2 separate regions of the Homo sapiens genome follow, and region 2 is linked to region 1. A link is an interaction called in ENCODE POLR2A ChIA-PET data of the cell type or tissue named here. Cell type or tissue: OCI-LY7. All regions are shown on one strand.

What was found. Peaks named below come from ENCODE experiments on the same cell type or tissue, not always from the same donor. Only the 100,000 strongest peaks of a DNase experiment are listed, where the experiment ranks them.
Region 2: POLR2A ChIA-PET joins it to region 1 with 15 read pairs; 2 of 35 experiments call an interaction of 5 or more read pairs at or near these places.

Annotation. Positions count from the first base shown.
Region 1 is chr3:188,093,120-188,101,119 of GRCh38, forward strand. No RefSeq gene overlaps it. Among named protein-coding and RNA genes, the nearest start is that of LPP-AS2, 57 kb to the right of the region's middle. In OCI-LY7, no CTCF peak of the experiment used is centred here; a DNase peak (open chromatin) is centred at 4,862; H3K4me3 peaks cover 1,535 bases; H3K27ac peaks cover 3,142 bases.
Region 2 is chr3:187,957,655-187,965,654 of GRCh38, forward strand. LINC01991 (long intergenic non-protein coding RNA 1991) reads right to left here. Exons shown (of 3, transcript NR_135538.1): 3 at 1,121-1,309. Among named protein-coding and RNA genes, the nearest start is that of LINC01991, 15 kb to the right of the region's middle. RefSeq lists an enhancer at 1,170-1,309. In OCI-LY7, no CTCF peak of the experiment used is centred here; DNase peaks (open chromatin) are centred at 1,137, 5,767 and 6,247; H3K4me3 peaks cover 2,772 bases; H3K27ac peaks cover 8,000 bases.

The DNA.
Region 1 (8,000 bases):
TTTGTTTTGTTTTTTTTGAGGCAGAGTCTTGCTCTGTTGCCCAGGCTGGAGTGCAGTGGTGCCATCTGGACTCACTGCAACCTCTACCTCCTGGGTTCAAGAGATTCTCCCACCTCAGCTTCCCAAGTAGCTGGGACTATAGGTGTGCGCCACCACACCCAGCTAAGTTTTTGTATTTTTGGTAGAGACGAGGTTTCTCCATGTTTGCCCAGGCTGGTCTTGAACTTCCTAAGTTCAAGTGATCCTCCTACCTCCGCCTCTCAAAGTTCTGGGATTACAGGCATGAGCCACCACACCCGGCCAGAACACAGACTTTAGAATTATTGACACTCACTCACTATGTGACCCTGGAGAATTCACCTCAATGTCATGACAAGTGTAAAATGGAGCAAATGACACTTTCTCAGATGGAATAAGAATCAAGTAGTAGACAAAAAGTGTCCTGCCATGGCCTGGCTCAATAAATCATAGTTCCTTCTAGTCTTTCTTTTAGCCTAGAGCAACCCTTGACCTGGAACTTGCACATTAAAAGTCCCAGACCATCTCTCCCCGAGGTGTCCTCTTCTCTACTGGGTGAGGAGTCCACAGGCCCCAGGGAACATATTCACCCAAAGTCATGTTCAGCTTCTAGACCATCCTTTACAAACCCAGGATTCCAGAATTCCCTGACCACATTACCCCGAATCCACTCTTAGGGCCTTGCTTCTCCAGTCTGTCTTGCAGAGGGCAAAACATGATTTTAGTGTGTGCACACTTAGGTCAAGGGGCAGCTGTGTGCAGGGTGTAGGGATGGGCAAGGGTGGGGACTGGGTTGTGTATGGATCTTGGGAGTGAGGCTGGAGCTCACATGCATGTCTGTGAGGTCATTACAAAGCAGAAGCAATTAGGAGTGGGGAAAGAAAGGGGCAAGCTATAGGCCAGGGTCTCATTTTATATACTTGCCTTGGGCTTCACAATCATTAGGGGAAGAACTTACTCCCTCTCTCGTATTTGTAATCTTAGTCTAATCTAATACATGATTCTGAAGATACAGTACTCCTTTCCCTCTTTTAACTAAATAGTATTCCATTGTAGATGTATATCAGAATTTATTTATTCATTTGTTGATGGACTTTTGGTTTTCTCCATCTTTTGACTATTGTGAATAATCCTGCCATCATTAACATTGATGACGAATTAACTGTCGGAGTCCCTATTTTCAGCTTTTTGGGATATACACCTAGGAGTGGAATTGCTGGGTCATATGGTTATCCTGTTTAACTGTTTTTAAGGAGCCACCTAACTGTTTTCTGCGTGGCTGAAAAATTTTACATTCCCACCAGCAATATATATATATATATATTTTTTTTTTTTTTTGAGACGGAGTCTCTGTCTGTCACTCAGGTTGGAGTGCAATGGTGCAATCTCAGCTCACTGAAACCTGTGTTTCCTGGGTTCAAGTGATTATCATGCCTCAGCCTCCCAAGTAGCTGGGATTATAGGCATGCACCACCATGCCCAGCTAATTTTTGTATTTTTTAGTAGAGATGGGGTTTCACCATGTTGGCCTGGCTGGTCTCGAACTCTTGACCTCAGGTGATCCACCAGCCTCAGCCTCCCAAAGTGCTGGGATTACAGGCATGAGCCAAGGTGCCTGGCCTCCACCAGAAATATATGAGGTTTTATTTTCTCCATATCCTTGCCAACACTTGCTATTTTCTGGGTTGTTTGTTTTATTTTGTTTTTTATTACAGTCATTCTAGTGAGTGGGAAGTGGTACCACATTACGGTTTTGATTTGCATTTCTCTAGTGACTAGTGAAGTTGAGCATCTTTTCATGTGTGTGTTGCCCATTTGTGTATTGTCCATGGAGTAATTTCAGGGATAACTTTTAATGAGGTAACGGACATTCTAGTGAAAATGAGAAAGAAGTAAGGCCACTAATAGCTTAAAGCCACTGCTGGTTCCCAGAGTGCTACGTGTGTCCCTAACGGACCACCCATCTTGCTTCTAGCCTGTCTTCTTGAGACCCAGGAGGCAAGCTCCACACCGGGAGAATCACTCCTGGCATCTCCACGACTTACAGCTTGGACCCACAATATACCATTCGCTACCCACAAGCTCCTGCACACTCCTCCCTCCCCATGCACCCACACCGACATAAACACACCCCATCCACATTTTCAGTCCCAGGATTACATAGCAGCTGGGACTTGGATTCCCTTTATGGAGCTGTCCCAACTCTTGGCCTGCAGTATGGCCCAGGACCCCAACAAAACTATTACATGGGGGTATACATTGCACACTCCCCAGAGTTTGGAATATTCTGGGTTAAGGAAGTGAGGGGCAGACACACCTCATTCAGGTGGGCTGCTCCAGGCTCAGCTCTGTTCCTTTCAATCCTCCAAACGTCACTTCCAGGACAGAGAAAGGAGCCATAGAGAAAAAATGATCAATGCCACTCCTCTATTCATTTACCATATGGGGAAACTGAAACTCAGGGAATGAAACACCTGCTCACGGGTGCAGCCTGACACAGGGCTAGAGCTCAGGTCCTCAACTTCCCAGACTTTGCTCCTGGAGCAGAGCAGAACATGATACAACAAGTGCTTAGCTTAGACACCCCTACACCAACACCACCAATTCAGCCCATGATTTGAGTCAAGATCAATTTATTCTCTGCCTTGATAGTCTCATACAAAATGAGGCAGACAATAACTGCTCTTCCTTTCCCCCAGAAGAACTAATGACATATATGTGTGTGTGTGTGTGTGTGTGTGTGTGTGTGTGTGTGTATGCTTTGAGCTCACTGGAAGGCAATAGCTATATAAATATATGTGTATGTTTGTACTTACACTTTTTTTCTTCATGACCTAGTTGAGGTGGAGAACCATTTTGGGACTAGGTGAAAATGGCACATACTAATTCTACTCGTTTCTTTCTGCATGGTCTAGTCAAATGTTCCCAGGTAAAATGAGTGCCTTTAACTCTAAAAAGGGAGGAAAAGTCTGTGGGCAGGTGCATTTAAAGCCCCCAAGGCATGAGTCCATGGTTACTAGTCTACATTTCGGACTTTTGTTGTGAAAGTGACTTCTGGGGACAAGCAACCTAGAGGCCTGCCAAGACCCCCCGGGACTGGCACCCAGGGATCAGTGTTCAAGGACAGGCAGTTCTCTCAGGAGCTGGGATGAGACCTTGAACAGGTGACTCCCTTGTTCTGGGCCTCAGTTTTCCTATCAGTAAAATGAGGGAGCTGGACTGAATGACCAGATTGCAATTTTTTAAACATCAAAATCCTTCTTAAAAATAAAATCTTATGCTGATCCCCAATGTATAAAAGCAGATAAAAATGAAACTGCTCTAACTGAAGGGCCGCTCCCCCTTCCCACCTCGAGCCAGTTGTTCAGCCTCCAGCTCACTGGTGTGAAACTCTCCGAATTAAAATAATCTATGGTTCTATATAATGAGATTAACTTGTTAGATCTAGAAAAAAATAAGAGGCTAAGTAGGGTAGCTGGATTGCAGGGCAGGGGCCTTGGAGATGGGAGAGGGCTAGGTGGGGAGAAGGTGGAAAAGGTGTTTGTACTGACAGAGCTCTTAGCAACCTGGTCTTCCACCTCAAATTCCCAAAGAAGAAACTGAGGCCAGACTGTTAAGATATAAACTTTGTAACTTTTTGACCCAGGAAGTTTTGAGAATCATAATAAGGAAATGATTATAGAGTGATTTGAGCTCTTCAAAGACAAGCAGTATTTAAAATACAAGGTATTATTACCTCCACAGAGCTCTCTTTTGATTACCACTGTGCTTGAAAATGTGGGCAGGCCACTTTTATTTTCCAAAACTCAGGTGTTTAAAAAAATATTCACACGTACAATCCCTATACTCAACTCTTATAAGCTAATTGTCAGCTTCCTTGTCACTGGATAATTGTAATGTTCAAAGAGATATTATACTCACTTTATCAGCTAAATTGGCCGTGCCCCTGATAAAGACATTGATCCCTCCAGCTCACACTCTCTTGCCATAATTTGAAGGATGGTTAAATTTGAAATATTATATTTGAAATTTTAAATGAAAGTACCAAATATCATTCGACAGAGGTGCTAGGCAGGAACTGATCTCTAAAAGACCCTAAATAAATCAGGGCAGCCCTGGGTTAGTTGGTTTCTTGATACAGGGTTGGGTGTTGAAACTCAGAAGTCAACCAAAAACAGTTTCAAACAATTTCAGGGTGTTTTTTCAAAACTGAACTGCTCCAGCACTCAGCCTGCCATGGCAGAGCAAAGTCAGGACTCAGAGTTAGAAGATGGGATTCAAGTCCCAGTTCTATTGCACATGGACTGGTCAACCTTAAAGAATTCTTTCACTTCTCTGGTCCTAGGTTTTCTCCTAGTAAATTGGGATCATTTCCTTGCCCTGCCTATTTCACAGGTCTCCTCTAAGGATGAAAATTGAGTGACACAGAAAGCCATGTGTGACTTTGAATGAATGGAGGCTAAGACTACAGGCTCTGAATGGAATCAGACAGACCTGGGTTCAAATTTTGATACTGCTACTTAATAGCAGTGTACATTGCTTATTTGCTCTGAATCATAGGTTCCTCATCAGGGATATGAGGTTATTAATAGCATTTTTCTCACCTGGTTGTTTTGAGGATTTAAAGCACTGGCCCCTCGTAAAGGCTGAGTGGGTGTTGCCATTTATTAAAAAGCTGTAACAGTCCATGTGCCCAATAAGTTACTGTTGTTTTTTCATAGTTCTGCTTTCTGTGCACAACAGAACTAAAGATAACCATGTATCTATTGTCTCTGAACTGCCTGAGTACTCTTACTAGAACGAAAGAAAAAAGGAAATACACTGTGGCCCAGAATGGGGCTCCAGAGAAATCCAAAATGAGCTGTGGTCTAAAAGCGACTTCTCTCCAAGCCTATTTTTAACTGGCTGTGAACTTCTCTAATACGCAAAGAGTGATGCTGGGCTCTCTGAATAGCTCTGCTGACGAGCTGCTGCCCGCTTCTGCTACTATGTGAATTTATGGAGTCCTGGTCTCGCACTTCATTAAGGAAATATACGATGGTGCTGAGACAGGGGGCCAGACACCAATAACTCCCATCCCAATCTCCCAGTTATAAATCTTAGTGCCTCACTCACTAAGGGAAGAGGAGTAACTGAAGAGATATTATCACCTGCTCCTTTGTCATGGGCTGTCCTTTTTAAGTTGTTTGCAACAGACAACTTTATTAAGAGACCACCAAACAAAAGTCCTGGCCAAAAGCAGACTCCCAAATTTGTTAGGAATATTTTCAGTTGCAGGTAACAGAAAAAGTGAACCACAGCATCTTGAACAAACGGAAGTTTATTTTTTTCACATAAGATATTCAGAGACAGATGATTGCTGGTGCTAGTTCAGAGGCACAATACACTTGCTCCAACTCTATTCAGTGGAAACCCTCTGCACTTTTTCCTCATGATTGTATTCTGGCTGCAGAAGCTCCAGTCATCATACATACAATCCAGTGAACAGAAAAAAAGAAAGAAAAACGGTGGTATCCATGTCAGGGAATTAAAATGTTACTCAGGATTCATCCTTGCAGCGGTTTTTACCTTATTGGCTAGAATTGGGTCAAATGGTCACCCTTGTTTTGAAGGTGATTAGGAATAAGAAGGTTGGAAATGAGCATGAGATCAACCAAGAGTGTCTGCTACAGCTTCCAATAAAGGCCAGCTGAAGGAAGGAACAAAAGTGAATGATTATGTAATGACTAAAGAAACAGATGAGGCCGGGCGCGGTGGCTCACGCCTGTAATCCCAGCACTTTGGGAGGCCGAGGCGGGCGGATCCTGAGGTCAGGAGATCGAGACCACGGTGAAACCCCGTCTCTACTAAAAATACAAAAAATTAGCTGGGCGTAGTGGCGGGCGCCTGTAGTCCCAGCTACTGGGGAGGCTGAGGCAGGAGAATTGCGTGAACCCGGAAGGCGGAGCTTGCAGTGAGCCGAGATCATTCCACTGCACTCCAGCCTGGGTGACAGAGCGAGACTCGGTCTCCAAAAAAAAAAAAAGAAACAGATGAATGAATGCTTGACACAGAGATCTACTCTTTGACTCAGCTCACATGCCATTTTTTTCTAATCCCCTATCCATCATACCTCCCTATCCCCTTGCTAGCCCACTAATACAGTCCCATAGTGCCATTAATCCTCCTATAATTGACTTCCTACTCACTTGTCTATCTTCTTGATTCGTGTTTAAGTCCCTTGGTGGCAAAGCACGTGTCTCATTCATAACTGCATTCTCTGCACCTAGCACAGTGCCTACAATATACTTATTATAACACAGTGCCTGTTAACCTAGAAATAACTGTTGCTATATTTGTTTAATAAGCTCTCATGAAAAATTCTAAAAAATGTGACTTATTGCCCAGCACACATATGTAAAGCTTTTCAAGTCCCTCTTTTGAGTTGGTCCATCTAAAAGACTAGAGCTAAAGTTGTCTCGGTGACATACCCAATTAACTATGAAAGCATGTTATTGTGATTTCCCTAATGTAACCAAAAGAATTCACAAAAATCATTCTTATTTTGTTCAGTCTAACACATTACAGATTAATTTTCAATAAGTTAAATCTGTTACTGATTCTGAAGTCTTTGACCTAAAACAATAATAGTAAAACAAGGATTGTTGTTAAATAAAACAATCATAGGAAGAACATTATGGGTTGGGTATTGGAGAAAACGGGGTACTCAGAGATAGGATAAGCAGGGGTCTTTAAACTGGCTATTGACTCACCTCCCTGTTTACCTTGCCATGGTTCTCATTGCCTGTCTGCAATTTCCTACCGACTCCATCCCTAAGCCCCAGGTTAGTGCCTTCTTTATGTCGGCTTTGGAAGATAAGTAGGGTTTGGATATGCATGCATATGATAGAAAGGGTGTCGGAAAAGTCATGACAACAGGAAGGCCTAGAACCAGAGTGGTTATCTGGCATTAGAGTACATGAGATTAGAGGGAGTGTGAAAGATGAGCTAGTGCTGGGAAATCGGTTAAATAATGAACAAGGGCCTTAAACTTGGGGCTATTGCTCATAGCATGAGCAATAGGAGGCCATTTTTTTGTGGAGTATCACACGAACCAAGCTGTCATTTTATAAATTTCCATCTGGTGAAACTCATAAGTATGGAATAGAGAGATGAAAATAACGAAAGATGAGGATCTTTTAAAAGGCTATTGCAATTGACTGGGCTCACGCCTACAGTCTCAGCACTCTGGGAGGAAGAGGCAAGTGGATCACATGCCACCAGGAGTCGGAGACCAGCCTGGGAAATATGATGAAACCCCGTCTCTATTAAAAATACAAAAACTAGCTAGGCATGGTGGCATGTGCCTGCAATCCCAGCTACTCTGGAGGCTGAGGCAAGAGAATCTCTTGAAGCCAGGAGGCAGAGGTTGCAGTGAGCCGAGATCACACCACTGCACTCCAACATGGACAACAAAGCTAGACTCAGTCAAAAACAAACAAACAAACAAAAAAGCCAGTCAAGAAATGAAGCAGACCTGAACTAATGAACTAAGGTCGCGGTAGCATGAATGTGGCTAGGGAGTCTAATGAAGGGCACACTGTGATGTTAAAATCAGATACACAGATGGTCACTCCACCAAGTAAGCAACCCAGAACAGCTGAAGTGCTGGCCTAGGGAGGAACGTCTAGAAAAAGTGGTTAAGAGCGTAATTAATCTCAATCGTGGCCTCAAGATCATCTTGAAGCAGACTCTAACTGAACTTTTATTTCCCCTCATAAAAAGGAAGCGAGGCCATCTTGTTCTCACAGAGATGATTCCCTGTTGTAGTAATAGAACCAGTTATAATAAGAAGAATGAACTGATCTGCAGGGATGAATGACAGATGTTTGATACAGTCCACCCCTTGTACCAGAGCAGTTCCCCTTGACGTCATGCAACTCTGTGGATTCTGATGAGCTTTATAGGTACAAACTGGGAGTCTCTTGTTCATACTGCACACC
Region 2 (8,000 bases), 140 kb before region 1:
GAGAACACATTTCTGTAGTTCTTCACAACACACTGAAAGAAAAGAGAATTTCACTTTGCAAGACTGGGGAGATTGTCTTTCCTGAGTTTGCTCAGCCCCAGCCATTAACCCTAGAACATTTGTTCCAAACTGGAACTTGAGCCTTGAAGTTCAGCCAAGTTGGGTGGACTTCCTGGTGCCTCCACTGCTGGCCTGTCTGAGCCCTGCCCTGGGACAAATGTACAGGACTCTAAATGGAGCAGAATCTCAGGGAACAGTAAAAGGGCTGGGGAGGGCAGAGTTTGGGGTTGAGGGACTCTGGGCTTCTTGCTCTCAAGTCCATATCTGCCTCTGAGTTACCCATGGGAATTTATTCCTCTCATATTTTCTTTCTTTATTTGTTATTTAATTCACCAAAATTATATATATGTATGGTGTACAAGATGATGTTTTGATATATATCTATACTATGGAATGGCTAAATCAAGCTAATTAGCATATGTAGCGCCTTATTTTTTTGTGGCAAGAACACTTAAAATCTACTCTGTTAGCAGTTTTCAAAGAGTTAATACATGCTGGGCTTCATACCTACATGAGGAGTTGATAGGTGCAGCAAACCACCATGGCACACATTTACTTATGTAACAAACCTGCGCATCCTGCACATGTGCCCTGGAACTTAAACAAAAAGCCCAACAAAATAATTAAATATATATATATATATTTATATCAATATAAAATGTATTGATGTTAACTATAGTCACCGTGATGGGCAATGAATCTCTTGAATTTATTAAAATGTGTCCTTTGACCAACATCTCCCCAGTCCCACCACCTGGCAGCCTCTGAGAATAACCATTTTATTCTCTGCTTCTATGAGTTCAACTTTCTTTTACATTCCACATATAAGTGCCACATTTTCATCTGAAATACCCTTGGGCTCCCAGGCTCCCATGTCCTGGCAGGCTTCAGTGAACCATCCACCTAACCGCCCCACTCCCCTAACACGCATTTGCAACCTCGCTTTAATTACCACCCCCATCTCCTCTAAAGCAGCCAAGATATTTTAAAACCCTTGTTTTGATCTTCTTTGCATATCAGTTACACTATTTCTGAGCGTGTTTATTTTTATTTTTTTTTTCCGGTGGTGAGCCCGTCGCTTTGAGCCCTCTGCTCGCACGTTTCCACTTCCTCTCACTTTCCTGTGCGTGGCTGTGGCCTCCGAGTGTGCTGCTCAGAGCAGGCCGGGTGATTCTCATGGGCCTGTGGCCTTTGATGGAGCCAGGGGAGGCAGGTTCTTCTACCACTGGTGCTCCCTTGCTCCTGACATCTGCAGAGGCAAGATGAAATTTCAGTTATGTTTCATTTGTTCCATCTCCCAAGGAAGTAAACCTGACTACTAGTCAGAAAAGGGAAAAAGGGCCCTTTCTTGGGCATGAAAGAGACCGGGGATTTAGTCCAAACTCTGACATTGACCTTAAGAAAATCCTCTTCCCTCTTGGGATTGAACTCAAAATTGCTGAAGCTCCCATGGATTCTAACCAACTGTTTTAACAATTAGCTATTCTAACAATGTGCTTTTCTAACAATTAGCAAAATCATTTACAATTGAAGATGAGCTTAGGATCAGCTTCTGAAATCAACAAGTTGGAGACACAGGAATGATTGAGGTGCTCCATGTTCAAGAAGTGATGCCTGAGATTTGTGGGATAAACCTTCTCTTTGTGATAGGATCTTGTGAAATGTGTATGATATGACTTGTGAAAAGTCCAAGCTAAACCCTTGTCATGACATACATCTAAATTCACATGCTTCCCAATGTTTTTTTATATACAGCATACCTAGAACATGGTATTATTTGTACAGCAAACTGGGTGAAAGAACAAGGCCACTCTTGCCCGGTAGCAACCAACTCATTAATTGTGGCTGTGCTGAGCTCTTCCTGGCCACTCCAAAGACTGAAGAGACACTATTTGGGCCCATTTGAAACCCAGATTTGGGAAAGTTCAGTTTAAAGGATTAAGTCAACTCTTTGTCTAATCAGAATAACAAGAGTGTTCTGGCCTATAAAAATCACAAAATTCTAGAGAAGACAAAGCAGGTAAGAAAGTGGGTCCCGAATCCAGACCACGGGGGTTCAGATAAAGACTCTACCATTTACCAACTCTATGTCTTTGGGAAACACTAAAGCTCAGTTTCTTCTATCTTTAAAATGGGAATAATAATATTCTCAGTGGCCATAGGACAAAATAAGGTAATGCATTTCAGTACATTCCAACTACTTAATAAATATTAGCTATGGTTATGGCTAATGCTAAACAGGAAATTAAAGATCATTTGGTCCAATCTTCTCATTTAAACAAAGAAGAAACTTTGACTTGATCAAAGTCACACAGATAGTTAGTAGCTGAACTGGGACTAGAACCTAAGTCTTCTGATTTCAGTCCTGTGCCTTTATATACTAAGGGGTATGATACTTCATTCTGTATTAAAAACATCCAAATTACTAAGTATGTAGGATGAATTATTTTCCACCAGAAGACATTTGGAAGGTAAGACTCTTCCTATTTGTTTTAAATTAGTTTACCGGTGACTCTGTCTTGAAGCATGGGCTTGAATGAGATGATTTCTCAAAGTATTGCCTCCTATTTTAGGTAGGTAGCCAAGGGCTGGCCTGCTTGGCTTTGGAAGGCACAGAAATGGGTACAGCGGTTGTACATCAGCATCTCAGATGCCAAAGGCTTCAGGTCACCAATACAGAAGTCCCATTTCACATATGAACATACTAAACCTCTGGTTGACTCAGAGCCACACATGTCCAACAGTAAAACAAGAACTAGAACTTGAATCTCCAACTTGATGCTGGTGCCCATTCCATAGATCTCACAAGGAGAAATAGGATTTAAGATCCACTGTTGCTGTATACTTGCCACTTCCTTCAACCCTATGAACGTGCTGACATGCCCTGCAAAGTCAATTGTTCATTTAATTGTGCTTTGTTCCTTTCTTTTTTTTTTCTACCTCCAGCCACAAAGGTTTGAGGTAATTTATAGGAAATACAATAATGAATAATGAAGAGTACATAAAAATAAACTACAATATCTTATCAATAAACCATAGGATATATAGGATTGTGCTTTCCAATGTGGCAGCCACAAGGCACATGTATCTATTTATATTTAAATTAATTAAAATTAAATATAGTTAAAATGTAGCTCCTCAGGTTCACAAGCCACATTTTAAGTGCTTAGTCACCACATGTGTCCAGTGGCTACTTATTGGACATTTCAGATACAGAATATTGCCGTGATTGCAGAAAGATCTATTAGACACTGCTGTCTAGACAGACAACCAAGTCATATATTCTTACACATTTGCAATAAAGCAGCCAAAATTTTGGCTCTGAGCTTCGTGTTGGCAAAGCCAAATAAAACAAAGCAAAATCAGTTGTGTCATCATCAATTCCTCAAGGGAAGCAAAGCTTTTCTAGCACTTAGACCTAAAAGAATTCCTCATATGGGGTTTTATAGAAAAGGCCACCAAGTGACAGAGCAAATAATGTCTTCAGAAACCACAAGAGACAATTTCAATTTATAATTCACTAAAATTCAACATAATGAAAACACTTCTCTGGTGAGAGGTTAGGATACTTACCTGGTTCTAAAGAGAGATACCTTAGTTACATCAGTCAAGTGAACTTGCTCTACAGAAATGACATTAGAACTGAGGCCTGAATGACAAGATGATGCAGCCATTGTAGATCCAGAAGAAGAACATCCAAACAGAAGGAAAAGTAAGTGAACGTTCTTCATATCTGAAAGTATTGAGCAAGTTTGAGGGAGAAAAAGGCCAGTGAACTTCATGGATGAGGCTGAGAGTGGAGGGAGATGATGCTGAACAGGCAGTTGGGACCAGATCATGTAGGGTTTTATAGCTCATGGTAAGAGGGTTTAGCAAAGAGATAAACTTATAATTTATGGCTTTAGAAAGATCAGTCTGGCTACTGCATGAAGAGCTGACTGTAGAGGGAAAAAGTGTGGGCAGGAAAAACATGATAATAGCTTGGAATAAGATAGTCAGCAGTGCAGATGGTGAGAAATAGTCTAATTTGACATATATTTTAGACGTAAAGTCAATAGGACTTGCTGAGAGATTACACATAGGGTTTCAGGGAAATAAAGAATATTAGAATGACTCAATTATTTGCGTTGAACGAATAGCTAGGAGGCCAGGTAGCACTTACTGTGATAGGGAAGACTTGAGGGGAAGGAATTCGGGGTAGAGAAAGACTAAATCAATAGTTTGGTTTGGGTCACAGTTTGTGTGAAGTGCTTTTTACATATACAAGTAGAGTTATGGAGTCTGAAGCTCAAGGGAGAAGTCAGTTAGAGATAGAGATTTGAAGTTTTCTGCGTATAAATGGTATTTTAAAGCCAGGGGACTCAATGAGTTCATCCAAGAAGAGTACAGACAGAATAGAGATAAGAACCCCAGAGCACGCCAAAATCTGATGTCGAGGAGAAACAGCCAGACAAGGAGACAGAAAGGTAAGGACAAACCAGGTGAGTGTGGGATCACAAAGCCTAGAGAAGAAAGTGTTTAAAGAAGTATGAAGGATTGACCATGTCCAATTCAGCTCAATAGTTCAGTTAGCTGAATACACTTCGACCTTGGAAATATGTAGGTCATTGGTGACTCTGATAAAGGCTGTTTAAGTGGAGTGATATAGAGTCTGAAGAAAATTAGAGCAGAGTTGAGGAGAGAAAGGGAGCTAAAGAAGTGGAGACAGGAAATGTAGATCTTACTTTTAAAGGTCTTTTTGTGAAGGCATTAAAGAAAGGGGGTGGTAGTTAAAGGGACATGTAGGGCCAAGGGAGAGCTGGGTTTTTTTTTATTTTTAGTAGTTGTTATAAAGGCATATTTGTATGCTGATGGGTTAGATGTAAAGGAACATCAGAATTTGATGTTGCAAGAGAGAAGCATAGGAAAGGAGATGGGATACAGAGGACAAATGGAAGGGTTGGCCTTAGAAACTATGCCACTTCCTCCACTATAATAAGAGGGAGGTAGTGTATGTGGGCACAGATGCAGGTGGGTTAAGGAAAAATGCAATAACTCTCCTCTGATAGCAAAAAGGAAGGTCATAATCCCAGGGCATGGGATGTGTAGAGCATAGTGGATATTCAAGTAGGGAGCTAAAGGTTTGAAAGAGTTGACCCAGAAACCAAAAAGTGAATTTGCTAAATGTATCATAGGATCCTCTGGCACGGTCCGTTTCAGGTTTGTGATCACAAATTTAAAGTGAACTGATCAGCATGGTTTACAATGTTCTTAACAACATTCCACTGTTTGGATGCAAGCAAAGGAGGAATTAGAGGATATACATTTCACCAGGATTGCAGTTTTGCCAGGTACGATAAAGGGGAAGGCAGCAGAGGAATGGGGGGTATTGGAAGGAGAGAGTTTATGGCACAGAGTAGAAGGAGTCAAGGTTGGAATAAGGTTTAAGGCTACCCAGTAACACAACATCACTGGGCTCCACACATATCCAAAGTGTCTGCCTGGACCCATCGGTATGCCAAGAATTTTCCTTCCCTCCAAAAAGGAAGCTCACTACTGACTTCACCTGGTGCCCGCCACATCTAGAATCCCCCTTCAGGGTTTTGCAGCCAATTAGGAACTGAGTGCTGGGCACCAAACTGGGTAGAAGAGTCACTCCTGAGCGCACACACACTTGCAGTGGAGTCTCAACACTTTATTTAGACCTAAAAGGCTGTGTGGCTGGCAGGAAAATACCCTACACATGCAGAGAGAAGACCTGGGTTTCATCAGTTTCTGTGGCTTTTACCAAATGAGAAAGTTTTTTTCATATCCTGAGCCTCTGTTCCCTCTCATCATAACTCTGGCCTGGCTTAAATTATAGCTGCTTATACAGATCTGATGAGATGGTGAATGTACAACCATTTTCAAGTGTAAAGAATTATGGAGATGTGAGAAATTACATTGTTATTATGACTCGGCAAGGGGGTACCAAATGCAAATCTAAGGCATTTACTGGTGTGAGATTGATTTCAAATGTCAGCTAATATAGGTCACCATGGCTTATAAGCAATTTGCCTTAAAATTAGAAACTTATGAAATGCTCAAGATGAAAGGCAGTACATTTCAAAACAGAGGCAATGGGAAGCAAATTTCTCTCTTTTTTGTGCAACATCCTATGAACCCACGGTTCTCACAGGCCCAGGATATTGCTGCAGTTGGCAGCCTGGTGTATTTTGAACAGCACAGTGCTGATCCCTGGGTAACTCTGTAATCCTGAGTGAGTCACTTTACCTTTGGAGGCCTCAATCGCCTTCTCTGTAAGGTGGGAAGAATTGTACTCCCTCCTGTTCCACTTACAGGGTATCAAGAAGATCATATTATTTTTAAAGGAAAAAAAGAACTGAGAAATACTCTTGGTTACTCTGCAAAGAGGTTGGTGTAAATGTGAAGTGTCACTATTATTAAGTGTGAGGCAATCTTTCCCACCCGCATCATGTCCCAGCATTACAATGTGAGCTGTGTGACAGGCTATTTTTAAATTCCCATCTCTGGAAGCATATGGTCCTGCACAGTGCCAAAAAGAGAAAAATGACCTGCTTCAGTTTGTTTGCTTGTTTGTTTTGATCTGATGGAACATTTTCTATGATCCTGTTAAAGGTTGTTCTTTCTACTTTAAACTTTTAAGGTGAGTGCTAAAGATTTTCTATAGCATAGTCTGAAACACACCGTGGCACTACAACTTGCTTAGACAATGATAAGAGGTCATCCCAGGGCGATGGTGTATTTATACAAATCTGCATTTTTTGTGTATCATCTAAGACTTTTCAAAAATATAGTTTTTTTATTTGTTAACAATTTTTATGCTTTTGTTCTCTAATTTTGGGTAGTTTTGTTTGTTCAGTAGCAGCATTTTTAGGTAAATTTTTTTTTGCAAATAGTAGTGCATTTATTTTATAAAATAAAGCGATTCCTTTTCTTTAATTTTCTTTAATGTTACCTACATAAAAAGAAGTTGTTTCAAAGTTATCCTGATTGTTTATTGTCATTTCTTTTATGTTTTATTAATATCAATTGCTATTGACTGAAGCCCTTTCCCATGACAAATATACAGTATATCTGTTATAAACTTCATTTTTGCTGCCCCCTTGACCTGACCTAACTTTACCTCCTCTCTTGTGCTATTTGGCAAGACTATCCTGAATCTTGTCAAACTTCCCACTCATTGAATTTGATTTCTGACACCAAATTCCTGGAAAGATATCTATCTGATCAGTTGGAAAAGAAAAGAGATAAAAACACCTATTTCACAAGTTTCACGGGACCTGACCTTTGCGCAAGAGCAAAAAATTTCCCCAGTTGAGGTAAATAAGGTTCCCACAAGCTTTTTTTCCTTTTTTCTTTTTCTTTAAGGTCCAGGATTCAACTCTCTTGTCTTTGGGTCAAGTGATAGCTAAAACTAGAATTGATGAAGTTTCATGGCATTTAACCAATGAAAAAGGTAATTTAAAAGGAGGGTGCTAAGGAAAACTCAGAAAGAAAGACAGGGCCTGCATCTTCAGCTAAATGATGAAATCAAGAACACGTAAGAGGAGTTTGAAGTGTTCTGTGTGATCCTGGGGGCCAATAAGAAAGCCAATTGAGGAAATTCACAAAAGCGCAAAATTAAAAAAAAATTATGAAGTTACAGACATATCCAACATTGGGAAGCTCTTCCTTAAGCAGCGGTGACAAAACTCTCCAGCAGTCATGCCGTACCCATAAAGACCTTCTTCAGGCCAGGGCACAGTGGCTCACATCTGTAATCCCGGAACTTTGGGAGGCTGAGGTGGGTGGATTGCTTGAGGTCAGGAGTTCGAGACCAGCATGGCCCACATGGTGAAACCCTGTCTCTACTAAAAATACAAAAATTAGCCGGGTGTGGCGGTGTGCGCCTGTAGTCCCAGCTATGTCAGGAAGTCGAGGCACGAGAATTGCTTGAA